Linked DNA regions of Homo sapiens: region 2 is linked to region 1. Evidence: chromatin loops called from intact Hi-C (ENCODE). Cell type or tissue: endothelial cell of umbilical vein. All regions are shown on one strand. Each heading gives the region's core, and the rest is flanking DNA. Links, peaks and the distances in the headings are about the cores only.

Evidence for each region. Peaks named below come from ENCODE experiments on the same cell type or tissue, not always from the same donor. Only the 100,000 strongest peaks of a DNase experiment are listed, where the experiment ranks them.
Region 2: a loop joins it to region 1, with 3 times the contacts of the local background. A loop is called at or near these places in 1 of 110 quality-filtered maps.

Annotation. Positions count from the first base shown.
Region 1 is chr4:94,357,005-94,372,779 of GRCh38, forward strand. It overlaps the pseudogene RPL35AP11. Among named protein-coding and RNA genes, the nearest start is that of HPGDS, 22 kb to the left of the region's middle. In endothelial cell of umbilical vein, for the core only: no CTCF peak of the experiment used is centred there; DNase peaks (open chromatin) are centred at 6,477 and 8,507; H3K27ac peaks cover 3,032 bases.
Region 2 is chr4:94,300,060-94,315,834 of GRCh38, forward strand. HPGDS (hematopoietic prostaglandin D synthase) reads right to left here. Exons shown (of 6, transcript NM_014485.3): 4 at 8,575-8,684; 5 at 2,087-2,185. Among named protein-coding and RNA genes, the nearest start is that of HPGDS, 35 kb to the right of the region's middle. In endothelial cell of umbilical vein, for the core only: no CTCF peak of the experiment used is centred there; a DNase peak (open chromatin) is centred at 6,852; H3K27ac peaks cover 423 bases.

The DNA.
Region 1 (15,775 bases), core at 6,083-10,082:
GTGACTGGGTTATGTGCTCATCTCTGAACCAATCACTGTGTCCTGAGTGGTGGTGGAGGGTATGGTGATCAGGGAAAACCAATAAAGGCTCACTCCAGATCCAAAGATCAATCCTACGCCAACCACTTGGCTGGGAATGGGGGTTGTAGTTTTAGGATGCTGTTTCCAGAAAGCAGAGGATGATGCTGGACAGCAAATAATAGATGCCCAACATGCAGGGCCTTCTGATAACACAGGGATTTGTACACTTTTTTTTATGCTCTTGGCATTGCGTGAGACACTTCCTACTACAGGTGTTGCTGTATTTTATAGTTCTCTTAGTAAATCCAAATTTTTAATGTCCAGCCTTTGAAGAAAGAAATGTTCTAGGCATAGTTTTAGTGATTATCTGATTTCAAGCCCATTAGATGAGAAAGAAATGTCTTTTTAGTTTATCATACATTTTTATTTTAAGAGACAGATTCTTGCTATGTTGCCCAGGCTGGACTTGAACTCCTGGGCTCAAGAGATCCTCCCACTTCAGCATCCCAAGTAGCTGCGATTCTAGGTGCATGCCACCACGCCCAGTTTATCATAAAATTAATTCTAATTAAAGAAAATAGTGGGTCTTGTTATTTTCTCAACAATCTAGCATCCCCTTTCCCCATTCCACTGGGTTCTAATGGGGCTTTCCATCACATTGCTCTACCTTCCCAAACACAGAGATGGATACGTGACTTATGCCAAGTCAATCTGAATTGTAACTTTTCTATCAACGATGATTCATTTAATGAAAACAAATTGTTCTACAACTTGATGGGGTATCTCAGCAGATCCCAAGCTAGGATTCAGAGTCTGGCTGCAGGCATTGGGTCAATGAGTCAGCCCTTCATCCAAGATATTGACTTGAATTATTTCATAAGCATGAGAGGAGAACATTTTTCTATCAGTCTATCAGTGAGTGAAAGAAAAGGGATAGGAAGACAGAGAAAACTCAGGTTTGTGTTCTCCTTGCCTGGCCCCAAAACTAGATTTGTAGGGTTGCAGGAAGCAGAGAATGGGGGTCTTTTCATAAACAATTTTGTGAGTACTGCTTTGGATCTCTGTGTCAAAGTGTAGCACTGAGTTGGGATGAGGAGAGGATTCTATTTCTTGTACCATTTGCCATCCCAAGATTTCTCAGTTGCAGGAGCATCAGGACATGCACCCTTGTTGAAGGCAGCAACATTTTCCCATTCTCACATTGTTTAGCTAAGGCAGTGATCATGAGGAGACACTCCCTCAAGGTGCTTGTAGGTAACAGGCAGCAGCAACAAGGAAGGCAAGTCAGGAGAACCAGACCAGACTTGTTCTTACACACATGTGAGACATACTCTGGGGATGTTACAAAAAACTGAAGATTTTGGAAGAGGGATGCTAATAACTGTCAGTCAAGAAGGTGAGGCACAGAGCCTGTTAAATTTGGAAAAATTGATGTTAACATGACCTCATTTGTACCTTCATGCTGTTGTAAACAAGAGATGTGTGTGTCTGTTGGAGGGGGTGGGGTGTGGGGAGCTGGTGGGGTGGGATATTCTTTCAGTCTAGAACTATTTCTTGAGTGCCTTCTATCTGCCTGGCACTATTCCAGAAATCAGTGGTGCGCAAAATAAGCAAGTTTCCTTCCCTCAAGGGTTACACACCTAAGAAGTCTATGTGAAGTAGAAACAACCTGGAGCTTGGCTTTCCCTGATGTTCTAGAGTTCTGTGGGTGTTACACTCCATGTCATTTATGGATTATCAGGCTCTATGGAACTAGCTTCTAAATCAGAGTCAGTATCAAGGTAATCTCACTAACCCTCTAGCCAACTCAGTAAAATTGTAATGCCTGTCCCAAGCTAAACTCAAAGCATAAAGCTTTACTCCAAATTCAAGTAGTCATCCATTAGCTCTATTAATTCTATGCCTAATATTTGGAGGCCAGTGGTCTTGAAATGAAACGTATGGTTATTTAGCTTGGTTAGAGAGATAGAGACTGAATTCTTAGCCTCAAACCATTGGTTTTCTTTCTTTCACCTTTTTTCAAGATGTGTCTTTAAAAAATGGGATCACTGTGGCAATAGATCCAAAAATTATTTGATGAAGTGGAATATTGATCATTCAGGTGCCTAAGTACTGACACTATTTTTTAATTCTTACACTGTTTCACACTGAATGGAAATATAATCCAAGGTAACCTTCTGCTCATTGGGACTGCCTTAAGCCTTATGCGCAGTAGGGCTATTTATTAGTGATCCCAAGCAGAGAATTAAAAAACAAACAGCAAAGCATCCATTTGAACAAATTGAACTCATATGGTAAACTCAGATACACATTCTTTAAAGGAACTGTGAAGTAATCAAGAGTTTCTTCCAAAAGACATTTATAAGGAATCAAATGGGAAAAAGCCAAACGTGTATATATTCTAAAGCTACTCATCCTTTGGGATAGTGAAAAAGATCTGAAAATGGATAGTGGTGATGGCTATACAGCAGTTTGAATGTACACAGTGTAATGTCCCTAAACTATACATTTAGAAATGGTTAAAAAAGTAAATTTTTTGTTATGTATATTTTATCACAATAAAAATATTTGAAAAAAAAACCTTTCCATCCTGAGTTAAACCAGAACTTAAAAATATTCTCCAAATTGAGCTTGAACTTTCATCATATGTTATTTGGTTTGAGCCTTGAGTGACTACCACACCAGTGACTCTTTAGCGCCTGCCAAAATCTTTCTGAATGTATTTGGCTTAGTTTTAAATAATAACATTTATTGGATACAGAAAATATAACTCATGTCCTTTCCGATTCATTGAAATAAACAAATAAGTAAACATACTGTCCAAACTGAGCTCGGTTTTGAATTAAGTCATTATCATAAGCGCAAAGCAAAATGCCTGTTGTCTTTCTAGCATGTGTGTTCGATACTTGTATTTGTATTTGCCAGTTATTCCCCCAGAGATGTCATATGAATGCTTTTAATTTGAAAAATGTTGGACTGCTTTATCTGATGTCCAAACCTTACAAAAAATGTTTGCATGGAAAACTAATTAATGGTTCAATGTCCATCTTCAAGCCAAAGTATGTGCACAGCTCAAATGACGTTCAATTTTAGGCCATTGGGATCAATGCTTAATACAGAGTTGATGGTCCTAAGATCCTGGAGATTATTGTCAAGTATCTCAGCCAGGATTCTTAAGCCAAGTGGCTGTTTGCTTTTAACATAAATTTGACCTAGGTTTTCATCCATCACAGAATCAGGATATTGTTTTCCACGTGGTTTTGTGTGTGTGTTTGTGTGGTGAGACAGGCTATTATGCAGTGAGTCTATGCATAATTACTGAATTTTTTTGTTTCATTTTGTTGAATTTTTATTTAAATAATTTTCTGTTATGAACAATTTAATTCTAGTTGGTTATTGGTATTTTATTAATTTAAATATGTGTTTAAATCTGATCTGCATAAAATGATCACTACTCAACTAAATTCCAAAGGCTTATAACAAAAGAAATGTTTCAATTCCTGGTCAGTGATACTTAAGCGTTTTGGTTGTTTTCAAAGAAAAATTTCATCATCTTCTCCAGTATAGTCATATATATAACTAGTGGCACCCTATGTAGAATGCCACCATTTATGTTGATGATTCTAGTTAATATTTCAATCAATTATTACTGAATGATCTCCAATCAAATATATCAGTTCTTAAGAACATCATTGACTTTTTCTTTTGAGATAGATACAGTGGCCCTATTTTGTGATTTGATTAAGTTACTGTCTTTGATTACATCTTAGCAATACTCTTAGCTAACATAACTTACTGGCAGTAGGCATTGTTCTAAGTACTTCATATTAATTAATATATTTAATTTTCATAACTGCACTATGGGGTTTTGTATTATTGTTACTACTACTGTTATTCTTATAAGTATTTTACCACTACTATTATTTTTTACTATTTTTAATTATTACTACTACTATTATTATTCCTATTTGATAAGTAAGAAAACTGAGGATCAGAACTTGCTCACAATTACACAACTAATAATGAAAATAATATGGACTTGAACCCAAGCAGTCTGTCTTTAAAATCATTGCTCTTAATCCTTACACTATAATCCAGGCACATCCTCATAAATTTCCTACCTGTATCCAGCTTCCTCTCTTGGCATTTGCCTCTTAACACCCTATGTTCATACATTACAAAACTCATAGTTGTTTTTGCTTTATTTTGTTTTGAGCCTTTACAATACTTACTTTAGTTAGGGAAAATTATATGGTAGAGGGCAGAAAGGTGTTTCTGATTCACTTGCTTTGCTTCTGGGTCATGGTCTCCTTGTAGATTGTGACTTGCAGCCAATAAGGATTGCTGAAGTGACTTTGTCAAATGGAAATCAGTGTTTGCAGAAATGCGATAGAATAAAAGATATCACAAATATATTTTTAAATGTTCTGTATGGAACTACTTAGATTCCATATAAAGATAATCTAGGTAAGACCTGCAAGAAAAGCTGAGATCCAGCATCATTCATACTTTGTCTATGATGGAACTAAGTGTTGGTTGCAAGGCTGAGAGTAGAGGCTACCTCTCCTGACTCCCTATTTAATGCTCCTTCTTCTCGCCTCAAGAACTAATAGTCTAATAATGGGTGCATGGAAGTGAAAAGACAGTTATACAACTGGGAATGTGGTAGAGGTGAGCATAGAGTGGAAAATGAATATATGGAGACTAGAAAATATTTCCCAAAGGAGGAGATACAAACTTTAGAATTGACTAGGTAAAGGGGAGAAGGGAATGCTCCATGAGGTGAGAGCAGCATATTTTAAAATCCCAGGTCTGTGAGCATAGAGGAACTGTTCAGAGACTGCAAACAACCCAGGATGTCTGGGTAAGCTGGAAAATGAGAAAGGGGAAACTGGATATAGATAGGAGAAAAAAAATATGCCTACTATGCCATATTGAGGAATTAAAATTTTAGCCAGTCTTTTATGGATGACACTGGATGATTTTATACAAAAAAAAAGTGTCATTATTAGATTTGCATTTTAGGAAGAATGCTCTGTAAGAGAATGTGTTGGACTCTGGGATGGGAAGAGAGCTCTGTAAAGACTAATGACGGGGTGCAAAGAGACAAGAGGAAACTGTTGCAATGCAATGGAGAGGAAAGAGCAAATCCCAGAGACAGGAAGAAAACAGTGACATTATGAAAACACGTGCCTTAGGTATCTGTTGCATGACGCCAAGACAAAAAAAAAAAAAAAAAGCCAAGTGAAGAGCCCACTAAGAGGTTCATCATGAGGTAATTGTGAGAAATCCAAGTGGAAATATCTAATTGATATATGGTTCTGTGCATCTGGTGCTCAGAAAAAAATTCAAAGGCAAAATACAAATGTGGTCATTATCAATCATTTGTTTGAACAACATCTAGTAAGCATTTACAAAGTGCCGGTATTGTGATAGGCTCTGGGAATTCAGAGGAGAATCAAGTCAGATCCTATTCTTGTGTCTGTTTGTAGCTTACAGAGGAGGAGAGGAACATATGAAGAGTTAAGGGAAGGAAAGAATTTTTGGTTTGACCACACATTGTGTCCAGAGCACAATGCGATAGTTGTCTCTGGGAAAGGTAATCCAATGCAGTGCTCTGCAGTTATAGTCTCGGTGCCTTTGAAAAAATAATTTGCATAAATAATGAATTGCTATCTCACAATTCAATTAAGTTTCCTTTGGCATTTGACCCTGATTATTATTATTATTTCTGATGTCTCAGAAATAATAATAGTAGCTAACATTTATTGACTACACTTACTACATTTATTGACTACCTTGTCTACTACCTGTTAGATAATTTTCTCAGTATTTCAAGTGTATTTTCTCATTGACTCCTCCCAACAACCCCATAAAATTGGTACTATTATAATCTCTATTTTACAAATAAAGAATCCAAGCACAGAAAGAATAGGTGACTTGTCCAAGTACACTAGTTAGAAAATAGCCAACCTAAAATTCAGGCCTGCAGATTCACTTCAGGTCTGAATCTTATAGAAAAAATAAGAGTAACAGATTATAGGAAAGATAATAAAATGCTACTTTTTCATCATCGGTTGTGCATTCATGTTAAATTGTCTTATTTTGCTCTGCTATAAAATTCATATGAAGTTAATTTTTTTCAGAAAAACCTTTAATTTGGAATTACTTAATGGATTGAGAATCATTCGTATTTTTTGTGCCAGGGAGTAAAATATCTTCTTGATTTCCTTGATTGTGTTTGCTTTTCTTCATTCTCAACCTACCAAAATATTTAATGACCAACTAAGAATGTGACCACCCTCACTGTTACCATGTTAAACAAGCTTAGTCACAGACCTCTTTTTCCGGCTCCTTTATCTTTTATCTAAAAAAAAAAAAAAAAATCAAACTAGACTCATTTCCTTTTAGAACCTTTTTTTCTCTTATCTCTTTAACTCTAATTCTTCCATCAATTATAGCTTTTATTCCAGAGAAAAAATATAGACACCCTTAGCAAGAAACTCAGGGTGTCAACACTGTTGGTGATAAAAGTGATACAGCCTTGCGTTTCCTGTGGGCTGCTCGGAGAAAAAGTACATAACAATGTGCAAAAAGGTCCAGGATTGTCATGTTGAGTCTGCATTTACTTACCTAACTATAATGCTGTGAAGACACATAACTGTAAATTGTCCTAGTCTCCTGACTTTCTCTATTTTTGCTTTTAGACAAGGTCTGTCTCTGTCGCCCAGGCTGGAGTGTGGTGGTACCATCATAGTTCATCGTAACTCAAACTCCTGGGCTCAAGCGGTCTTCCTACCTCAGTCTCCCAAGCACTGGGATTACTGATGTGAGCCACCACACACCGCCTCTCCTGATTTTTATCTCCTCAAAAGAAATAAACAGGAATCATAAATTGTGTGAATGAATATGAACCATCTCACAGAGAAACAAACTCCAAAACTGCTAAATTTTCTTCTACAAGTTTCACTCTCTTAGTCTGGACCACAACACACTGGCTGTAGCAATTATAATCTTAAAACAAATTCAATTAATTATTATGTACTATGTTCCATGACTGCTGGTAATCATGTTTTTAAAGTTATGTTTGAACACTTGTTTGACTTTTTTGGGTCATGATTATGAAGCACAGTTAGTTTTTTTAACATAAATTGTTTTGGATCATGATTTTTAAAGCAAGGTTAAGAAAGCCAACTCAATGGCGTGCCATAACTAATGGTAATTTTAATTGAACTGACAATCAGACTTCAGGTTTGATGGAAATTGCCATCAAACTGTATTTGAGGACACAGAAAAGGAAGCTATCCTGAACATTAAGTTATATTATTAGAGACTGGTCTTCCTCACTCCACTCTTGCTGTTTCTTATTTATCTTGATTTGTACAATTAAATTAATCTTTCCAAATAGCAAAATAATTCTGTTATTCTTTGGCTCAAAACCTTTCGTAGCTCTTTATTGCATACAGAAAAGGAATCCAGTTGATTACAGCAGTGGTCTCCAAACTTGTTAAAAAATCAGCTATGACTAAACAAAGTAAGGAAAAAGAAACCATGCAAATATGTATTGCCTCTCTGTAAAATCATATATTACTATAATTATCTAATATCTAGTAGGATATCTAGTATAATTATCGCTTAGCACAGGCCTTATTGCTAACGATAGTAGATTAAATTCATCTCTCAAATGGCCTTCTTGATTGTTTGACTAATTTTATTAGACTACTTCCTCTCATATTCAATTAGATTATCATTTGCTTTTTATCTCTTAACATAGCTGGTCAAAGATGGGCAGGAAGAAAGTCAGCTTTGTAATTTCCTCGTTGTCTGTCTGTGCTTGCATTTTTAATATTTTCCATTTATGGCTCCTTTGCAGAGATCTTTTCACGTGTTGTCCATTTATGATTGTTTAAAACATATTGTATATCAGTGATTTCACATAAGCAGGCATACAGTATACAGCAGGTGAAGACTTTAAGGTCTGATAAGATATCCAGCCCTAACCTCTGTTTCCAGAAATATGGCAGTCTGATGTTCACAGAATTATTCCTAGTAGGAAGCACTGAACAATATTGTATAAAATACTTTTCAAAAAGGATTATTGATTAATTCTGGCAGAGGAATTAAAGAACCCTTCAGAGATTAGAAATAATAAGAACATGGAAAGTGAGCAATTTTTTTTAATTTTTGTGAGTACAATAGGTGTATATATTTATGGGGTACATGAGATATTTTGATACAGGTATACAATGCATAATAATTACATCAGGGTAAATGGGGTATCCATCACTTCAGGTATTTATCCTTTTTTCTTTTGGATTACTTTGTTTCGGTGTAAAATTCAAAAACTCCTTTAAAATAAGCCTTGCAACACTATAATTTCTGAGAATGAGCCTTACATTCTTGTCTTTAGTATCACTTCCTTCATGATTTTGCATTTTATATGTTATATTTACATTGGATACTTTCCACAAAATTATTTTATGATGAGAAGACTTCTATTTTCCTTGTACAATGGTTGTTAGCAAGATTGAGTTCCTCTTGAGCTGTTGGACTAAGGGCATCAGGTACTTGTTGGCTGCCCTCAGTTTCTTGTAATATGGGTCTCTCCACAGGGTAACAGGCTAGCTCACATAGCTGGGTCACAGGACTGATTTTTGGTTCTTAAGAAAGTGTTTTTTGGGTGGATAGTTTTCCAATTTGGTGTTCCTGTAGGAGGAACAATTGCTGGAGGCTTCTATTTGGCCATCATTTATGCCATCTATGCCTCCTCATTTATCCTTTCTTTGAGGTTACAAACATCCAGTTATACACATAACTAAAAGTTTAGTTAAAATAACTGAATTTTGAAATGTACAATAAATTATCGTTGACTTTAATCATCCTGTTGTGCTATTAATACTAGATCTTTTTTATTCTAACTATATTTTTGTACCCATTAACCATCTCCCCTTCCTCCTCCACCTCCGCTACCCTTCCAAGCCTCTGGTAACCATCATTCTGCTTTCTAACTCCATGAATTCTATTGTTTTACTTTTTTTTAAAGCTCCCACAAATCAGTGAGAATATACAAAGTTTGTCTTTCTGTGACTGGTTTATTTCACTTAACATAATGACTTCCAGTTCCATCCATGTTGTTACAAATAACAGGATTTCATTCTTTTTTATAACTGAATAGTATTCTGTTGTGTATACATGTGCCACATTTTCTTTATCCATTCATTTGTTGATAGAGACTAAGGCTGCTTTCAAATCTTGGCTATTATGAATAGTGCTGCAATAAACATGGGAGTGAAGATATCTCTTCAATACACTGGTTTCCTTTCTTTTAGGTAAATACTTAGCAGTGGATTGTTGGTTCAAACGGTAGTTGCATTTTTAGTTTTTTGAGGGAACCTCCAAACTGTTCTCCAAGTGGTTGTACAAATTTACATTGTCACCAACAGTATACAAGGATTCCCTTTTCTCCACATCCTTGCCAGCATTTGTTATTTCCTGTCTTTTGGATAAAAGCCATTATAACTAGCGTTAAGATGATATCTTATTGTAGTTTTAACTTGCATTTCTCTAATGACCAGTGATTTGAGCACCTTTTCATATACCTTTTTGCCATTTGTATGTTTTCTTTTGAGAAATGTCTGTTCAGGTCTTTTGCCCATTTTTAATCAGATTATTATATTTTTTCCTATAGAGTTATTTGAGTTCCTTAGATACTCTGGTTATTAATCCTTTGTCAGATGGACAGTTTGCAAATCTTTTTCCCAATTTGTGGGTTGTCTCCTTGTTGTTTCCTTTGCTGTGCAGAAGCTTTTTAATTTGATGTGATCCCATTTGTCCATTTTTGCTTTGTTGCCTGTGCTGTCTTGGTATTCCTCAAGAAATTTTTGCCCAGTCCAATGTTCTAGAGAATTTCCCCCAATGCTTTCTTTTAGTAGTTTCACAGTCCAAGATCTTTAATCTATTTTGATTTGATGTTTGTATATGGTGAGAGATAGAGGTCTAGTTTCATTCTTATGCATATGGGTATCCAGTTTTCCCAGAACCACATATTGAAGAGATTGTCCTTTCCCCAATGTATATTCTTGACATCTTTGTTGAAAATGAGTTCTCTGTAGATGTATGAATTTATTTCTGGGTTCTGTATTCTGTTCCACTGGTTTATGTGTGTGTGTTTATGCCAGTACATACTGTTTTGCTTACTGTAACTCTGTAGTATAATTTGAAGTCAGGTAACGTGATTCCTCTGGTTTTGTTATTTTTGGTATATTAACATCAGGTACTGTGATCACTCACCTGATTTTTGGTTCTGAAGAAGGTGCTCTTTTGTGCGGATAGTTGCTCAATTTGGTGTCCCTGCAGTGGGCAGAGTATGATCACTGGAGGCTTCTATTCAGCTGTCTTGCTCCACTGGGCTTTAATGGACCACTAATAAGGCCACGAGACAAACCTGGGGTTCTGACCAGAATACAGGTTTGGGACAGAGATCTTGGCATAAAGTCAGTACACTTAAAGGACGGTATCTATATTAGGTAAAATAAGAAAAAATAATGGTCCTCACAGAGAAAGATAGCTGCCACATTCTGAGAAGATTAAAAAAAAGAAAATTTCTCCTAATAATTTGTAATCACAAGCCTGCCCTCATATGGGTTTGTTGCCTAAATTCATAATATTTGCCCCTCTCCCAAAAAACACAATAAAAAATTTAAAGTAATTCCAGATTGTAGTGTTCTCTGAAAAAAGGTACATTAAACTCAAATAACAAATAATTCTCCCAAAGTTCCAGGGAAAATCAACTCATAAGAAAAAATTACTAAATAAAAATTAAAACAAGACACCATGAGTGAAAGTCAACGGAAACAACAAACTCCTATGTTAAAGTCTTTAAAACTATAAATGTTAGAATTGTTAACAAAGGAAAATATGAAATAAGTTTGTTTAGTATATTTAAAGATATAAAATAAATTCATTGAAAGTATGATGAAAGAGCAAATTATCAAAACTGATTAATAATTGTCAAAATTGTAATAATTGTAAAAATTGTCAAAAGAAGTGTCAAAAATGAAAAATATAATAATTGACATTAGCAAATCAATGTTTTGGTTAAATTGCAGATTGGAAATGACTGAAAGAGAATTAGTAAATTGGAAGAAAGTAGAGCTAAAGAAATTATAACAAACGTAATCTAGAGACTCAAGGATCTAGGAGATATGGAAGAACAAGATCAGAAACGTATGGAATAGATAGAGAAAATCATACCTGCATCTAATTGAAGTTCAACAAAGAGAAAGAGACTAGAGAGAAAATTTAAAGAGATAATGGCTGAAAATTTTCCAGAAATGATGACAGAAATCAATCCTCAGAGTCAGAAAGCTAACTAATCTAACAAAGAATAAATAAAAAGAAATATGCACATTATACTATAGAGGAATTTCAAAGTATCAAAAATAAGATCTTAAGAGTAGCCAGAGATAAGATACAGATCATCTTAAAATACAGATCATCTTAAAATACAGATTAACTAAGTTCTCAACTGCAAGAATAGAAATCCAATAACAGTGAAATAACATCTAGATGTTGTCAACCAGGTTGACAAGTACTCTATCCTTAAGCAGCACTTGGAAATGTGGAGTGTCTTCCTTGTCACAATGACTGGCGTGTGACTAGAAAGTTACTGTTCTTTGTGCCTCAATTTTCTTATCATTATGGGAGTAGTAGTATTTATCTCATAAGATTGTTGTGCAGATTACATGAGTTAAATATATAGAAAGCATTCATAATAGCACTTGACACATTGAAAGTGCTTGTAATGAAAAAAGGAGTTAAGACAACCAAGAATTGTCTCACCCAAATTTCTAAGAAAATCCCTCATTGGAAAAAACTGGAAACCTATCCAACTTCTTATACAACTCCAACTATTTTTCTCCATCTCACCTCATCACACCCTATCCTCCAGTCACTCTCACTTTTTCATCCAATAAATTTAGTTAGACAATGCCTAGTAGGTGCCAGGAACTATTCTTTGCATTGTTTTGTGATTACATAGGTTTAAATTTCACAAGGGCATATGTAGCAGAGACTGGCTAGATATTCACTAATTTCATTTTCTCTTCCTGGTCACATGAGATGATTACATTCCTCAGCCTCCCTTGCACTTGTGGTAGAGCTACACAACTGGGTTCTTGTTAGTGGAATGGTAGAAATCATGCACTCCACATCCAGGCCTGGCCACAAAACATCACATGCTATCGTTTCCTCAAGTGCTCTTTTTACTTATGAGCCTGCTAAGTGCGAAGTATCCAAGGGTGGACTTCTAGGAGACCAGAAGCTCTGAATCAGCATATCCAAAACACCTAATAAGACTTTGACATAAGCAAGAAATAAACCACTATTATGTTGAGCTGCTGAAAATTTTAATATGCTGACGAATGCAGCATAATTATTTCCTTTAAATCTTGTAAACCTAGAACACAGCACAGTGCCTAGTATATAGTAGATCTCTGTAAATATTTGTTAAGACAATAAAAGAAAGGAAAGAAAGAAAAATGAAAGAAAGGAAGAGAGGGAGGAAGGAAGAGAGAATCCACTAATAAATTTAACCATTCCTTATTTTATGTGAAGTGATCACTTTAACCTATCTACATCTCTAATTTTACCAGTCATGCCCTCCGTTTTGATAAGGAAGACTCCCTCCTCTGCCTCCTATTTATCTTCCTTAACTTATACACTGTAAGAAAATACAAGACCACTTTTCTCTCCCGCCATCTTGGATCCTATGGAGGCCTGCTGGGAATAGGACTTCTAAAAGGAAATATATCTGGAAGGCTGTTGTCCAAGCCATTTTGCGGTCTATAAGCGGGGTCTCTGGAACCAAAGGGAGCACACAGCTCTTCTTAAAATTGAAGGTGTTTATTCCCGAGATGAAGCAGAATTCTATTTGAGCAAGAGATGTGTTTATGTATACAAAGCAAAGAACAACACAGTGACTCCTGATGGCAAACCGAACAAAACCAGAGTAATCTGGGGAAAGGTAACTCTGGCCCACGGAAACAGTGGCATGGTTCATGCCAAATTCCAAAGCAACCTTACCGCTAAAGCTATTGGACACAGAGTCCGAGTGATGCTGCACCCCTCAAGGATTTAAACTAATGAAAACTCAATAAATGAAAGTGGATTTGTGCAAAAGGAAGGAAGGAAGGACCACTTTAGTGATAATGTTGGCTTTTTAGGTACTGTTCTTAATGGATTAAAGTAAGAGCATCTATTCAAAATTGTTCCTCAGACATTTCTTTTTCCAGAAGAAAAGCAATCCTGAGCATTTCACCATTGGAGCTGGAGTGGAAGTGATGCAGTCGGATAGGCTGGAGGCTCTGAATGAGGCAGGAGATAGTACACTAGTACTGAGACCCTGCAGATAAGATGAGCCCAGTAGTGGAATGGAAAGGACAAGCAGAGCTTTCAGAGGGTCACCTTCCCTTCCTTCCTTGCCCTCAGCCATCTCTTCCCACACACTCTCCACTGAAGTAGTACTAGGGAAATGGGTGTGAGGAATCTGAGCTAGCATAAGGGTAGGAACGGGGATAGAGGAAGAAAAGGAAGTGAGGTCTCAAGATCAGCAACTGGAAGGAAATAAGAATCTCTGTGCTCAGCACTGGCAATTTTTCCTGTGTAAGGGCTATTCGTAAATTGAGCTTAAAGACTTTTTAGGCTGTCTAATATACGTCGGAATGCTAACTTAATTCCAATACATACCATTAGGTGATCTCTAGTTAACTTTTACGGTTAAAATTGTTCCTAAGGTTTTACAAAAGGGAAAGTAAACCAAACACTTCACTTAATATTAAACCTGTCCACATTTGAAAACCACACATGTATTGTTTCATTTGTTGTTATTTTTCTTGTATTTCTCCAAGATTCCTTTGGAAATAATCACTGTTGTAAACTCACTGATGTATCCAAGGAGACAGTTAGAAGCCTAGTTTCAAACATATGGCAAAGTAAATACATAAAAATATTTGGAAATGAATTTTTCCAATCATAAACATTCTTATTAATGCTTGGGAAAGCACAAAAGACACTTTTATAGCTCTCTGGTGGTGATTTGATTTAAGACAAGAAAATTCTGGTAATCATTTTTCTCCTCCGTACTTTATAACTTTTGTTCTTTCTTATAAAGGAAAACATTTTTGTGGGACTATAGCTTAAGCTGAAGAAATGCCTATTTTTATATATCATATCACTCAAACCAATTTATATTCTGACTTTTTAAGGTGTCCCAGCATCAGAGTAATGTATAATTTTCTTTGGAACTCTTGACAAAACATTCTAATTCACAAGTCTTTAAACACTTCAAAAAGATTATATTTTCATAAATTTCATATTGTCTCTTTCCTGAAACAGCAACTTCAGTTAGGAAAATTTGCACACAGCTTTGGGAATTACCAGTTTGTAAGAAGCCCATGTGTTCACTACCACATTTCAAAATATATAGAGATGGTTTCCCTGGAATCCTCCCAGGAACTCCAGTTTTGGAACCATGAATATAGAGGACATACTTCAAGAGTGACCAGTGAGGAATAGGACTTCCTTGATGCAAGATAATACAAGAAGTTGGGAAGGAACTGGATTAGAATAGTGACTTTCAATCTCTAGCCCACCTGACTATAAGGGGTTTTAAAACTAAGTAAAAAGCCTATAATGCACATTAAATGCTACCTTTATTCAGAATAAATAAAATTATTTGCAAATATAGATATTAATAATGCTATGATTTCTGGAGATATTCTTAAAAGTAGTAAAATATCAAAGTGTTGCTGAACTCATGGTAGCTCTTGCTACTATCTGTTCCCCATCAGTTACTTTCAAGTAGAATATTGGTTTGATATCAAGTAGCTATGGTTTGAATGTATATGTCCCTTTAAAATCCACATTGAAACAATCCCTATTTGTGTGGTATTAAGAGATGAAGCCTTTTGGAAAGTGATTAAATCACAATGAATGAAATTATTGCCCTTATAAAGAGGCTTCAGAGAGCCACCTGACCCTTCCATCTCTTTCACCATGTAAGAACACAGTGAGAGGTACCATGCTGTAAGCAGACAGCGAGCCCTTACCAGACACCAAATCTGCTGGCACGTTGATCTTGGACTTCCCAGGTTCCAAGCTTTATTATTATAAATAATTTCTATTATTTATAAATTACCCAGTCTAAGGCATTTTATTATAGCAGCAGGAACAGACTAAGACAAATGTGTATCAGCCCCATTACTAAAACACAACCGGAGGAGGAGTTGGTCTGGCTGAGAACAGAGGTGTCCTGGGAGGTAAATAAATCTCTATTTCAATGGAAACAAATGGTCTTCACTAGATGTTTCCCATTTATCAATGACAGTTGTCATCCTTTCCTTCTACTGCCAATATATCTTGTTAATAGCTGCAGAGGTATGTACTGTGCTTAGTTACAGGTTCTTGTTTTTATTGACTGGAGGCCCTGCTACTCTCAGATAGACTTCTCTGATGACAATTGTCTGCACGGTTCAAATAATAAATAACCTTGCTTCAAACCCTGTCCTTGGCTCCACCAACCTACTAGAATATCCAGATGCCTCAGTTTGTACTAATGCATTTGTTGGTGTTTGCTTGAATTGTGTTTGAAGACTATTGAAACCCTTAGTTACCAGGCTTTCCTGCAAGACTTAATCTGTCTCATCACCTGCTACAGATGGAACTTGGGCCTATCCTACTCCAGTGGGAGGGTTTA
Region 2 (15,775 bases), core at 4,920-8,919, 58 kb before region 1:
CCATTAACTCTTCAAAGCAGTACCCTTTTTTTCACATCACCAAATTATTGAAGATTTCACACTAGTCCTACAGAATGTTCTATCTTCAGGACCTTTGTATTTCATCTTACCTTGTTCCTTTGTACTACGTAGTATAAAGGAAGGTGCAGGTTACTCTTAGAGGGTATATAATTTCAAGTGAAATATTTGTGGCTAAAATACATTATATTGTATCACATAAAAAGAATATATGGATGTCTGACCATTAGGGGTATGCCAAGATTGGCCACTGGATTAGTGATGACAGCCTGGTCCTACCATTGTACAGTTGTATGTTTTTATCTTTGTGTTAGAAACTAATCTGTATGCTGTTACTTTGGCTCCATATGATTATCAAAGAGTGAAGTTTAAATGTGGCCCACTCTTTTTTCTTTTTGTATAGAATTTAATAAAGCTGATTGCTAGTGCCTCAGGAACTTATTAAACATCTGTCAGCCAAGAGAAGCTACTGGCTGGAAGACTCAGAATTCAGAATAAATCCAGAATTTATTCAAATATTTATCAAGCACCTACTGTGTGCCATGCCCAGGTTTAGGTGCTGGAGAGCAAGGTAGGATGCAAGCCCTTCTCTCATGTAGCTTTTATTTTAGAAGGGAAAAGCAAATATGCAAAATGATAGGGGTTAGGAAAAAAAAAAAGTGAAGTCATGTGATGGACTATGACATGGTCAGAGAGGACTTTTTAAGAGGTGACACGTAAGCCCAGGCTTAAATATAAAAAAAGATTAAGACCTGCAGTGAGCAATCTGGGGATTAAGCGTTCCAGGTATAGGGAAATGCGTAAAGGCCCTTAAGTGGGAATGTGAGTTAGGTCTGAGGGACACACACACCAGTGTGGAGCACTGTGAAGAAGGGAGAGAGTGCCCAGAGATGAGATCAGAACATCATTTACAAAGGAATCTTAATAGAAAATGAAAAATAAATTCTTAGAAATTTTTCAATAGGGCAGGGAGAGGAGCATTTTAGTAAAGGCTATGAGGGGAGTCAGAAGAAATGAAGGGGTATGTGAAGAGGTTGAAAGTTGAGAATAAAGATGTGGCAAATGTAGTTCTGTATCACCCAGAAGGGCTGAACAGGGCAGACAGCAGAGTGTCAGCATGCTACAAAAAAGCAGTCTTATCTCCCAAAATGCAGTCTCCCTGAAGGTAGAGACCTCCACCTACCACAACTTGTAATCAGGTTTAGATTTGAATTTTTTGGCAAGACTACTAGGTGGTAGTGTGCCTAGTATCTGGTTGTCTAACTTTTTTGTGATTATTGATGGTCCATGCCTACGCCAATTAATTTTTCTGGGGTTGGAAAGTGGTGATAGTTTATTTCAGTCTTTCTTTCTTATCTATTAACTGGAATACTTTCATGAAGACAAACTTTTTCCAACTGATCGAGATATAAAATGCTTCATAATTTATCCTGATATAAAATACATATGAGTTTATACTGTTAGCTGTAGTTCAAGTTCAGGAATGGATATTTACTTGACCTTACTCACCTTACATCTCTATCTCCGTTCTCCCACATTGAAGATCCTGGTTCTCAGTGACATCAACACAATTTATTTTTGTACCCACAATATAATTATAATAATACCAGAAAAAAAATACCAATAGTTTGTAGTACCACCAACAATATGATTACTGAAAATAGTATATGATTTTTTGTTGTTCTAAGCTAAGAGATATCTGTCTTAGATGTATAATCAGATTAGTGTGTTTTACAAATGATACTTCTTGAAATAGTTCTTCTCTAGTAGAGTACATATGTATTCTGTGTGTTCTCTATGCACCTCTTTTGCATAGTTAGGTTCATTTACTTTGCTTTGATTTTTAGGATAGCTTTTTAAGTTTTCGCTGCCAATATATAATTATATAAAATATGGTTCCAAAGTCAAATCTATTTTTTAAAAAGGTTTATTTAAAGAAGTTTAACCTTTGTTCTTGCTGTAAATTCTATCCCCTCCCTATAGGTAACTTTTTTTCAGTAAGTTTTTATACTTCTATTGGTTTGTCCTTTTATTTGCTTGAATTTTTTAAGATATAAAACATACTCACAGAGTTACCAATAAGCCATTCTCTCCCCCCTAAATATGTGTCCAAGTCTTGCATAAGATGAGGCGCATTATACGTGAGCAGCTCATTGAACATCTGCTCCTAGGAGAAGGAGAAAATATCACTTTAAGAATAATGAGAAGAAAAGTAACATGATCTGAGGAGGAAGTAGATTTCTCCATCTTTATTCTCCCACATGAATTCAAGAAGAAAGAGAAGTAGCTAGATTTTTTATTCAAATTTATGACATGGAGATTTAGGTCTGATTCTCTATAGATGTGAGTCATCTCTTTATTGCTCATGGATTAAAAAAATAGTTTTGTGTCACCAGTTCTTAGTTTCTTTGTGTATAATGACTAAATATTTTACCCACAAAATCTTATTTTTTCTTAAATTTACTAAAGTGAAATGATTCTCTTGTCTTTTTAGATTCCTAAAATTTCCCTCTTTCTTAACCTAGCTTTTTTAAAGCTAAATAATGTAACTGAAGGTAAAGAAATTTATTTTATTTCGTAAGGCTAGACTCTTCTAGTTTGGCAGTTCTTCGTTTCACTATTGCGTTTATAATGAATCATGATCTTGGGCCTTTATGTATTTTCTCATTGGACTACCATTGTGCCTCATTATCAGATTTGTCCATCTTGAATATCATCTACAAAATGCATCATCTAGTTATCCCCTCTTGATATATAAACAAATATTATTTAAAAATTAACATCCTTAGGAAAATATATATAAAACATCCATTTTTTTAATTGTCATCATTTTTCTACTTAAAGCTCTGAAGACCAAATAATTTACTCAAGGCCTCTTTCTTGATAAGAGATGTTTGTTTATATATAAGAATTCTGCCTGTTTGAGTCTTGGTTATGAAATAGAAGCCAAACTCAAAAATATAAAATGTATATATCATTTATTAATATGTCTAAATGATCTATAATGAAATCCAACCTTTATTAAGATAAGTCAGATAGTGGATACTGTACCAATTTGCTGATTTACTTGCTGTTATGATTATGACTTAGCTAGATGGTATATACTACCACAACATAATGCCTTATATTTAGAATACAATTTGCAAAAGCATCCTTACATACAGGTTGAGCCTCCCTAGTCCAAAAATCCAAAATGCTCCAAAATCCAAGACGTTTTGAGCATGCGCATGATGCCCAAAGGAAATGCTCAGGGGAACATCTCAGATATCGGTTCTTGAGATTTGGTATGCTCAACCAGTAAGTATAATGCAAATATTCCAAAATCTGAAGAAAACCCCAATTCTGAAATACTTCTGGTCCCAAGAATTTCAGATAAGGGATACTCAACATGTACTTACATATGTTTGCCAGATTTAAAAACCGAAGCTTATAAAGCTTGTCATTATTTTGACTTTATGTTCTTTCCCTTGTTCTATAAAGTGCTCTGTGGTCAGTATGTTCATAGTTTTAAAGAAAACATTAGTTATGAGTCTTTCTGCTGCTTACACAGAATTTGTAATCCCATTGAAGGGCAGTGAGTCGATAACCATGTGGTGCTTGCCACAGATCTGCTCACCTCAGTTGGCATCAGTCAGAAAAGTAATGGCCAATTTGATTGTTGGACAACTTTCCAAAAACTCCTGTGTGCACTCCTGGCAAATTCTGTTCTTCTAACGTGCATTTCCAGAGCTTCAGGTGCACCAATGTTTGTGTATATGCAGAGTCAAATAAAACTCTTATATCTGTGCTACTGACTTCTCCTTGAGCCCAGATTGTCTTTGTAAGTTTGGTGAATTATTTCAGTCTAATGAAATGTAAATTAATAAACAGTGTAATTAGTATTTAAGTTTCATTTTAAAGTACAATCAACCAAAATAACATAAAGAAGATAAGATTTGATTACACTTCTTTTTTTTTCCAGATATATTTTAAAAAACACATTTCCTGATCCATCCTAGATAGCCACTCCTTTACTTGATGGATTCAGAAATTTCTAGCCTCCCTTTTCAGAGGAGGTTTTTTCACCCTGAGAATTTGTTGCTATGAAAGTTTAACAAATGACTTTTAGAGAGGTTCGTATATTTCTCAAAAGCATTTTCAGATATGCACTACCAAAATTATTTTGTGTTGGAACCACGACATCAGAATGTCCTCAGGCCTTCTCATTCTTCTTCCCCATCCTGTTCTTTAGATGAGGAAATGGAAACACAGATACATTAAATAACCAAAGTAACACTAATGGTGAGTTCAAGGATTGTCATGGTGACCAATATCCAAAGGCATCTTTTGCTTTTAATTCTTTTTTTATTGGAAATGGAATTTTTAGTAATAAATACTGTAAAATTGTGTGTATTTGGTAGATTTTTAAGGTGTATATGACAAGAATATATTCACTATCCATCTTAAGTGCATCAATATTCTGCCTTTGAAATTTTCACCTGACCACAAGATGGCAGCAATGTAGCCCACTACCAACAGTCTAAGAAATGAAATACAGAACAGTGCATTTTTCATTATATATTAGCCAAGTCCTGCTTGTTAATTAGATAGTCTATAGCTATCAGCAATGTTTCTGCAACGTGTTCTGCCTTTGTATGATTTAATCATGAACTTGGATTGCTGTGTCCTTTGAAATTGTTTTTTTGGAATTGGTGGTATGTAAGAGAGTTGTTATTCTAATACAAAGGTAGAGTGTTACTCTTATCATAAATGTTCGAAGAATATTTTCCTCTGGGAGGTGGTCTCTGTTATGGAGCCTCAGCCACAGAAAGGTAGAAAATAGAAAAGTAGAGAAGAGCAAACTGATAAATTGATAGACTGCACATTAGGGGGGTGTTTGGTACATGGAACAAAAATCTTTAGACACTTCTAAATTGGAGAGCATCTGTTTCTACATTTATAATGATATGTAAAATACAGATGCCATGTCTGACAAATAGTAAAAACAATTAACACCAAAGTATATAACACTATTAATTATAATAGTTAATATTTAACACTTCCTACCTAGCCATAGGCACATATGCTAACATTTAATCCTGCCAACATACTTCAAAGTAGAGCCTGTTGTATTCCCACTTTACAAAGAGTTTGAACTATAAATAGGGAGTTAAGTGACAGCTAGTAAGAAGGGAATCAGGATTCAACCTGGCAGTTTGACTCCAGAGCCTAAATGTACTTATGTCAAAAAGTTGTATTTCTATCATCAAAGCTGAGCTTCATTATTTCCTGGCTAGGCCTATATATATACGTGTGTGTGTGGGCAGACCCTACACACCTTACATTTATATCATGGAGTTAGTCAATGTAAATACTTTTGTGTCCGGATATCTCTATTCAAATCAGAAGGTGCTAATTAAATAGTATTTACAATAAATACTAAGTAGATAGTATGTGCTTAAATATGTGCTTAAGTAAATTGATAAGACTGCCTGCTATTTGTGCTGTGGCTTTCGACTATAGGCTTTAGCTTTAACATGTACATAAATATTCATGCGCAGCTGTTTTGAACAGCTGCTTGCACTGTGGTATTATACCCAGTGGTTAAGAACCTGGGGTTTGAGTCAGTGACGATTTGAATTCCTTCTGCACCACTTCTAGCTGAACAATTTTGGGTAAGTTGTTTACACTACATGAAACTCTTGTTTTCTTACTTGGAAGATGAGGATAACAGCAGTTTCATTCTAAAGGAATGCTTAAATTAGTTACTAATTTAAGCAATTGTATACCTAGGTGATGAGGCTATGGGATCTAAATTCAGCTGTCTGGGCTCAGTTCACAGTTCTGTCAGTTGTGTGACTTTGGGCAACTCTGTAACTTCTGTTTCTCAGTGTCTTCATCTGGAAAGTGAGCATGACAATAAAAAGCACTTATCTTGAAGTGGGAGGAGGGCTGACTGAGATAACACATAGAGCTGAGAGTAACACAGGCACATGGTGTGCATTTGATGAGTGTGGTTCTGATCACTTATTCAACAAGTGTGTAATGCCTACTATGTAAAAGGCACTGTGATGGCGGTGGGGGATCAGTTGAATAATACAGACATGATTCCTACCCCACGATGCATCCAGCTTGAGGAGACAAACAACAAACAAGTAATCACACACCACCTGCCAGTCTCTTTAAAATAGAGACTGTGATGAGCGTCCTAAAGGAAACCACTAGAAGCTGTAATAAAGACGTCTATTTAGAATTCTGCATAAAGATGAATAATTTGACAAATATATATCATTTTGCATTCATCTCTAAACCACAGTAATGAATATTTTTAAAAAGATAGAACCCACAAGGAAGTGGAAAGAGAGGAGATAAGAGCAAACAAAATTTGAAGCTAGTAAGCAGATGGGTGAATGGCACCTGTGAAGGGAAAGCCAAGAACCAATCCTATCAACAACACAAAATCCTTAAATGGCTCAGGAAATGACCGGATATGTCTAGAACTGGGGTTAAGGAGGTTTGGGAGGGGATAAAATGAGGATTGGTGGAAAACTATTAAGCGGTTTTAGCATGGGATGTTCTTCATTTTACATTACTAGACAGCTGTCCCTTCCCCATTCTTAGCGGAAAACAGCCTAAGAATTTTTATAAATTTAGAAGCACAATATCAGAAATTTAGAACTCAAGGACTGATGAGAAATGCTTTCTAAAAGTAATGCAGAAAAGCCAAGAGACGGGAAATAGGAAAAGAGCCAACCAACATCTGAATTACTGGAATTCTACTATAATGGAACAAAGAAAATAAAGGGGGAGGAAATCATTAATGAAAGAATTAAAGGAAATGTCCTTGAACTAAAGGACATGGGTCCCAGATTGAACGGAATCACCAAGGAAACAGCACAATGGATGAAAACAAGATCATACCAAGACTCACCATTGCAAAATTTTAGAACTCTAAGGGCACGTGTTTTGTAATCTTTCAGAGTGGAAAAAAAATAGGTCACATACAAAAGGTCAGTAATTACATTGAATTCAAACTTCTCAACAGCCTTTCAAATACTAATGAAAAACTACTTTCATCAGAATTCTACACCCAGTCAAACTATAAACAAGTTTGAGAATAAAATAAAAACATCTTTAAACAAATAAGGCCCCAAAAGCCCCAAACTTTTATTTCCTATGACCAGTAAGCTCTTAGAGGACTGTTCCACAAAAGCAAGGAAAGAAAACAGGAGAATGAACCCAGGAAAACATAAAAAAAAAAAAAAAATCCTGGGTAATAATAAAGATCTCAGGATGACAACTGTGACCAAGTATCTAGGACAACCATACCAGAGCGAAGCAGTGTGACTCACAAGATAGACATATCCATGCCATCTGTCATAATCATATCTGCTGTCATCAAGCCTTCATTTTAACTTTTGGAATACTAGAGGATGTGCCCCCAAATAAACAATGGAGTAAACAAAGAAAGAAGGCAGCATCCAGGAACAGGACTCCAGCTCCATAGAATGGCATCACTGGAATAACAGCAAAGGGAATTCCAATGATGACAGCTGTGCAGAAAACCTGGAGAACTCCACAAAGAATGGAAGTCTCCTAGAGAGCGCTCCAAGAAATATTGGAAATAACAGATGAACTGACACTACGTTGACCTTGTGGAAAATCGTATTGGCAGGCTATTGGATACTGTGGAAAGTCAGCAGTAAAAGTGAAAAGAAGCAAAAGAAAGCAATTACTAATTTTAAGGAAGAAAAGTGAGAAAGAAAATATAAAAGCATACTACAGTGCACAGTTCTGTGCATTATTTGCATAGCCTACTAATCACAGGATAATTAACCAAAAAATTTTCACATCACAATATTGGGAGCTTGGTGAAAAGGAAGCAGAAAGGATGACTATGTAAGAGAAAAATTGTTATTTCAGGTTGAGATCCCTTATCCAACATGCTTGGGAACAGAATTGTGTTGAATTCCAGACTTTTTCAGATTTTGGAATGTTTGCATATACATAATGAGATATATAGGGGATGGGGCCTAAATCTAAAAACCAAATTCATTTATGTTTCATTTACACCTTATACACATAGCCAAAGGTAATTTTATACAGTATTTTCAATAATTTTGCACATTTGCTAAAGTTTGTGTTAAGTACTTACATGTGGAATTTTCCACTTGTGCTGTTATCTTGGTACTTAAAACGTTTTGGAGTTTGGGGCATTTTGGACTTCAGACTTTCAGGTTAGGAATGCTTAACCTGTACTATCATAAGTCCTGAGAAATCATTTACAATTGGTCAATCAGAGGAAGTCATATTTATTTATCCTATAGAAATATGGAAATGTGTAAATCCTAAAGAAACTGCTAAACAAAGTTTTAAAAGGGTTGCATCTGGGGAGGAGTTAATGTGAAGGGGTACAATAGGGAATTGCTGTACTTTATTTTAAACTTTTAAAATATAATTTGGTATTTTAAAATTATACATATTCTTTTGATATTAAGGAACTTTCTAAGGCACCTAACACAATGTCTGGCAGGTGGTATATAATTAATACTAGGAATAGCAAATGGATCACATTACTTTCACATCTTGCTTTTTCTCTGCCCAAGGAAAACATGACATGAAATCATCCAGAGTGTCCACAATAGCATCAACATGACATTGTTCCATTTCTGTGTTTCCAGCCAAATCTGTGGAATAGAGAGAGGCCCATCAATATGTTTAATTTACTATATTAAAAAGTTTGTTTTTAACAGATAGTATACTCATATGGTTGAAAATTCAAAGAGTGTAAAACAATATCCAGTGAAGACTAGCTTCCATCCACCACATTTTGCTCCCTTACCTACCTACCTTACTGGTACCACTTTAATTAGTATTCTACATTATTTCTTTATGAAAATACAAGCAAATAAAATATATATCCCACTAGATATGCTTCCTCATCCCATGTCCCCTACATATCTTTCTTTACAAGTACCCAAAGGGTGTACTTGCTTTTTTTTTTTTTTTTTTTTTTTTTTGGCTACATAGGGATTCATTGAGGTAGATGCGCCACAATTTATTTTTTTATTTTTTTAATTATACTTTAAGTTCTAAGGTACATGTGCACAACATTCAGGTTTGTTACATATGTATACATGTGCCATGTTGGTGTGCTGCACCCATTAACTCGTCATTTACATTAGGTATATCTCCTAATGCTATCCCTCCCGCCTCCCCCCACCCCACAACAGGCCCCGGTGTGTGATGTTCCCCTTCCTGTGTCCATGTGTTCTCATGGTTCAATTCCCACCTATGAGAGAGAAGAGTGAGAACATGCAGTGTTTGGTTTTTGGTCCTTGAGATAGTTTGCTGAGAATGATGGTTTCCAGCTTCATCCATGACCCTACAAAGGACATGAACTCATCATTTTTTATGGCTGCATAGTATTCCATGGTGTATATGTGCCACATTTTCTTAATCCAGTCTATCATTGTTGGACATTTGACTTGGTTCCAAGTCTTTGCTATTGTGAATAGTGCTGCAATAAACATACGTGTGCATGTGTCTTTATAGCAGCATGATTTATAATCCTTTGGGTATATACCCACTAATGGGATGGCTGGGTCAAATGGTATTTCTAGTTCTAGATCCCTGAGGAATCACCACACTGACTTCCACAATGGTTGAACTAGTTTACAGTCCCACCAACAGTGTAAAAGTGTTCCTATTTCTCCACATCCTCTCCAGCACCTGTTGTTTCCTGACTTTTTAATGATCGCCATTCTAACTGGTGTGAGATGGTATCTCATTGTGGTTTTGATTTACATTTCTCTGATGGCCAGTGATGACGAGCATTTTTTCATGTGTCTTTTGGCTGCATAAATGTCTTCTTTTGAGAAGTGTCTGTTCATATCTTTCGCCCACTTGTTAATGGGGTTGTTTGCTTTTTTCATGCAAATATGTTTGAGTTCTTTATAGATTCTGGATATTAGCCCTTTGTCAGATGAGTAGATTGCAAAAATTTTCTCCCATTCTGTAGGTTGCCTGTTCACTCTGATGGTAGTTTCTTTTGCTGTGCAGAAGCTCTTTAGTTTAATTAGATCCCATTTGTCAATTCTGGCTTTTGTTGCCATTGCTTTTGGTGTTTTAGACATGAAGTCCCTGCCCATGCCTATATCCTGAATTGTATTGCCTAGGTTTTCTTGTAGGGTTTTTATGGTTTTAGGTCTAACATTGAAGTCTTTAATCCATCTTGAATGAATTTTTGTATAAGGTGTAAGGAAGGGATCCAGTTTCAGCTTTCTCCATATGGCTAGCCAGTTTTCCCAGCACCATTTATTAAATAGGGAATCCTTTCCCCATTTCTTGTTTTTGTCAGGTTTGTCAAAGATCAGATGGTTGTAGATGTGTGGTATTATTTCTGAGGGCTCTGTTCTGTTCCACTGGTCTGCCTATATCTCTGTTTTGGTACCAGTACCATGCTGTTTTGGTTACTGTAGCCTTGTAGTATAGTTTGAAGTCGGGTAGCGTGATGCTTCCAGCCTTGTTCTTTTTGCTTAGGATTGACTTGGCAATGCAGGCTCTTTTTTGGTTCCATATGAACTTTAAAGTAGTTTTTTTCCAATTCTGTGAAGAAAGTCACTGGTAGCTTGATGGGAACGGCACTAAATCTATAAATTACCTTGGGCAGTATGGCCATTTTCACAACATTGATTCTTCCTACCCATGAGCATGGAATGTTCTTCCATTTGTTTGTATCCTCTTTTATTTTGTTGAGCAGTGTTTTGTAATTCTCCTTAAAGAGGTCCTTCACATCCCTTGTAAGTTGGATTCCTAGGTATTTTATTCTCTTTGAAGCAATTGTGAATGGGAGTTCACTCATGATTTGGCTCTCTGTTTGTCTGTTATTGGTGTATAAGAATACTTGTGATTTTTGCACATTGATTTTGTATCCTGAGACTTTGCTGAAGTTGCTTATCAGCTTAAGGAGATTTTTGGCTGAGATGATGGGGTTTTCTAAATATACAATCATGTCATCTGCAAACGGGGACAATTTGACTTCCCCTTTTCCTAATTGAATAACATTTATTTCCTTCTCTTGCCTGATTGCCCTGGCCAGAACTTCCAACACTGTGTTGAATAGGAGTGGTGTGAGAGGGCATCCCTGTCTTGTGCCAGTTTTCAAAGGGAATGCTTCCAGTTTTTGCCCATTCAGTATGATATTGGCTGTGGGTTTGTCACAGATAGCTCTTACTATTTTGAGATACGTCCCATCTATACCTAATTTATTGAGAGTTTTTAGCATGAAGGGCTGTGGAATTGTGTCCAAGGCCTTTTCTGCATCTATTGAGATAATCATGTGGTTTTTTGTCATCGGTTGTGTTTATATGCTGGATTACGTTTATTGATTTGCATATGTTGAACCAGCCTTGCATCCCAGGAATGAAGCCCACTTGATCATGGTGGATAAGGTTTTTGATGTGTTGCTGGATTCAGTTTGCCAGTATTTTATTGAGGATTTTCCAATCGATGTTCATCAAGGATATTGGTCTAAACTTCTCTTTTTTTGTTGTGTCTCTGCCAGGCTTTGGTATCAGGATGATGCTGGCCTCATAAAATGAGTTAGGGAGGATTCCCTCTTTTTCTATTGATTGGAATAGTTTCAGAAGGAATGGTACCAGCTCCTCCTTGTATCTCTGGTAGAATTCAGCTGTGAGTCCATCTGGTCCTGGACTTTTTTTGGTTGGTAAGCTATAAATTATTGCCTCAATTTGAGAGTCTGTTATTGGACTATTCAGAGATTCAACTTCTTCCTGGTTTAGCCTTGGGAGGGTGTATGTGTCGAGGAATGTATCCATTTCTTCTAGATTTTCTAGTTTATTTGTGTAGAGGTGTTTATAGTATTCTCTGATGGTAGTTTGTATTTCTGTGGGATCTGTGGTTATATCCCCTTTATCATTTTTTATTGCATCTATTTGATTCTTCTCTCTTTTCTTCTTTATTAGTGTTGCCAGCAGTCTATCAATTTTGTTGATCTTTTCAAAAAATAAGCTCCTGGATTCATTGATTTTTTGAAGGGTTTTTTGTGTCTCTATCTCCTTCAGTTCTGCTCTGATTTTAGTTATTTCTTGCCTTCTGCTAGCTTTTGAATGTGTTTGCTCTTGCTTTTCTAGTTCTTTTAATTGTGATGTTAGGGTGTCGATTTTAGATCTTTCCTGCTTTCTCTTGTGGGCATTTAGTGCTATAAATTTCCCTCTACACACTACTTTAAATGTGTCCCAGAGATTCTGGTACGTTGTGTCTTTGTTCTCATTGGTTTCAAAGAACATCGTTATTTCTGCCTTCATTTCGTTATGTACCCAGTAGTCATTCAGGAGCAGGTTGTTCAGTTTACATGTAGTTGAGCGGTTTTGAGTGAGTTTCTTAATCCTGAGTTCTAATTTGATTGCACTGTGGTCTGAGAGACAGTTTGTTGTGATTTCTGTTCTTTTACATTTGCTGAGGAGTGCTTTACTTCCAACTATGTGGTCAACTTTGGAGTAAGTGTGGTGTGGTGCTGAGAAGAATGTATATTCTGTTGATTTGGGGTGGAGAGTTCTGTAGATGTCTATTAGGTCCACTTGGTGCAGAGCTGACTTCAATTCCTGGATATCCTTGTTAACTTTCTGTCTCATTGATCTGTCTAATGTTGACAGTGGGGTGTTAAAATCTCCCATTATTGTATGGGAATCTCAGTCTCTTTGTAGGTCTCTAAGGACTTGGTTTATGAAACTGGGTGCTCCTGTATTGGGTGCATATATATTTAGGATAGTTAGCTCTTCTTGTTGAATTGATCTCTTTACCATTATGTAATGGCCTTCTTTGTCTCTTTTGATCTTTGTTGGTTTAAAGTCTGTTTTATCAGAGACTAGGATTGCAACCCCTGCTTTTTTTTTGTTTTCCATTTGCTTGGTAGATCTTCCTCCATCCCTTTATTTTGAGCCTATGTGTGTCTCTGCACGTGAGATGGGTTTCCTGAATACAGCACACTGATGGGTCTTGACTCTTTATCCAATTTGCCAGTCTGTGTCTTTTAATTGGAGCATTTAGGCCATTTACATTTAAGGTTAATATTGTTATGTGTGAATTTGATCCTGTCATTATGATGTTAGCTGGTTATTTTGCTCATTAGCTGATGCAGTTTCTTCCTAGCTTGGGTGGTCTTTACAATTTGGCATGTTTTTGCAGGGGCTGGTACTGGTTGTTCCATTCCATGTTTAGTGCTTCCTTCAGGAGCTCTTGTAGGGCAGGCCTAATGGTGACAAAATCTCTCAGCATTTGCTTGTCTGGAAAGGATTTTATTTTTCCTTCACTTATGAAGCTTAGTTTGGCTGGATATGAAATTCTGGGTTGAAAATTCTTTTCTTTAAGAATGTTGAATATTGGCCCCCACTCTCTTCTGGCTTGTAGAGTTTCTGCTGAGAGATCAGCTGTTAGTCTGATGGGCTTTCCTTTGTGGGTAACCCGACCTTTCTCTTTGGCTGCCCTTAACATTTTTTCCTTCATTTCAACTTTGGTGAATCTGACAATTATGTGTCTTGGAGTTGCTCTTCTCGAGGAGTATCTTTGTGGCGTTCTCTGTATTTCCTGAATTTGAATGTTGGCCTGCTTTGCTGGATTGGGGAAGTTCTCCTGGATAATATCCTGCAGAGTGTTTTCCAACTTGGTTCCATTCTCCCCATCACTTTCAGGTACACCAATCAGACGTAGATTTGGTCTTTTCACATAGTCCCATATTTCTTGGAGGCTTTGTTCATTTCTTTTTATTCTTTTTTCTCTAAACTTCTCTTCTTGCTTCATTTCATTCTTTTGATCTTCCATCACTGATACCCTTTCTTCCAGTTGATCAAACCAGCTACTGAAGCTTGTGCATTCATCATGTAGTTCTCGTGCCATGGTTTTCAGCTCCATCAGGTCCTTTAAGGACTTCTCTGCATTGGTTATTCTAGTTAGCCATTCATCTAATCTTTTTTCAAGGTTTTTAAACTCCTTTGCCATGGGTTCAAACTTCCTCCTTTAGCTCGGAGAAGTTTGATCATCTGAAGCCTTCTTCTCTCAACTCATCAAAGTCATTCTCTGTCCAGCTTTGTTCCATTGCTGGTGAGGAGCTGCGTTCCTTTGGAGGAGGAGAGGTGCTCTGATTTTTTGAATTTTCAGTTTTTCTGCTCTGTTTTTTCCCCATCTTTGTGGTTTTATCTACCTTTAGTCTTTGATGATGGTGACGTACAGATGGAGTTTTGGTGTGGATGTCCTTTCTGTTTGTTAGTTTTCCTTTTAACAGTCAGGACCCTCAGCTGCAGGTCTGTTGGAGTTTGCCAGAGGTCCACTCCGGACCCTTTTTGCCTGGGTATCAGCAGCGGAGGCTGCAGAACAGCAAATATTGGTGAACCGCAAATGTTGCTGCCTGATCGTTGCTCTGGACGTTTTGTCTCAGAGGGGTACCCGGCCATGTAAGGTATCAGTCTGCCCCTACTCGGGGGTGCCTCCCAGTTAGGCTACTCAGGGGTCAGAGACCCACTTGAGGAGGCAGTCTGTCCATTCTCAGATCTCAAGCTGCATGCTGGGTAAACCACTATGGTCTCCCAAGCTGTCAGATAGGGACATTTAAGTCTGCAGAGGTTTCTGCTGCCTTTTGTTTGGCTATGCCCTGCCCCCAGAGGTGGAGTCTACGGAGGCAGGCAGGCCTCCTTGAGCTGTGGTGGGCTCCACCCCTTTCGAGCTTCCTGGCAGCTTTGTTTACCTACTCAAGCCTCAGCAATGGTGGGCACCCCTCCCCCAGCCTCGCTGCCGCCTTGCAGTTTGATCTCAGACTGCTGTGCTAGCAATGAGCAAGGCTCCCTGGGCATAGGACCCTCTTAGCCAGGCACGGGATATAATCTCCTGGTGTGCCGTTTGCTAAGACTGTCGGAAACGCGCAGTGTTAGGGTAGGAGTGACCCGATTTTCCAGGTGCCGTCTGTCACCCTTTTCCTTGGCTAGGAAAGATAATCACCTAACCCCTTGCACTTCCTGGGTGAGGCGATGCCTCACCCTGTTTCAGCTCATGCTCGGTGCACTGCACCCACTGTCCTGCACCTACTGTCTGACAATCCCCAGTGAGACAATCCCCGGTACCTCAGTTGGAAATGCAGAAATCATTCATCTTCTGCATCGCTCACGCTTCGAGCTGTAGACTGGAGCTGTTCCTATTCAGTCATCTTGGAACTGCCTCTCCCACAATTTATTTAACTAGCCTCAACTGATTAGGTTTATTTCCAGTCTTTTGTTAATACAAGCAACACTGCAATAAATAACCTGTACCTATGTTATAATTTATTTTGTATCAAGAATTATTTTTATTTTTGCAGACAGTTTTTGTCAGGAGCATTTGTTTTCTGACTGGAGACTAAAATTTTTAAATAATAGAGGGTTTTTTTTCTTTTGTCTCATTTGTTAATCATTATTTTTGGTAATAAATCATTGGTCTTCCTAAAAGTTTTCTCAATGGTGCCAATTTAAAATGCTCCCGTGTAGAAGCTTTCTAAAATGGATTGCTTTTGTAAAACTGTATAAATTTATTAAAAATTAAGAAACTGTATACTGACAGTGGATGAATTGTATGTAAATTATACCTCAATAAAGGTGTTAAAATCGAAAGAAAATTCTTGAACGATTTAGAGTTCCTCTGTAAACTATATTTTTGTGTGTGTGATATTCAAAGGTTGATTATTCGTCTTTCTGACCTTGAATAGTCTTCAGAATTCTTCACTCATTTTCAT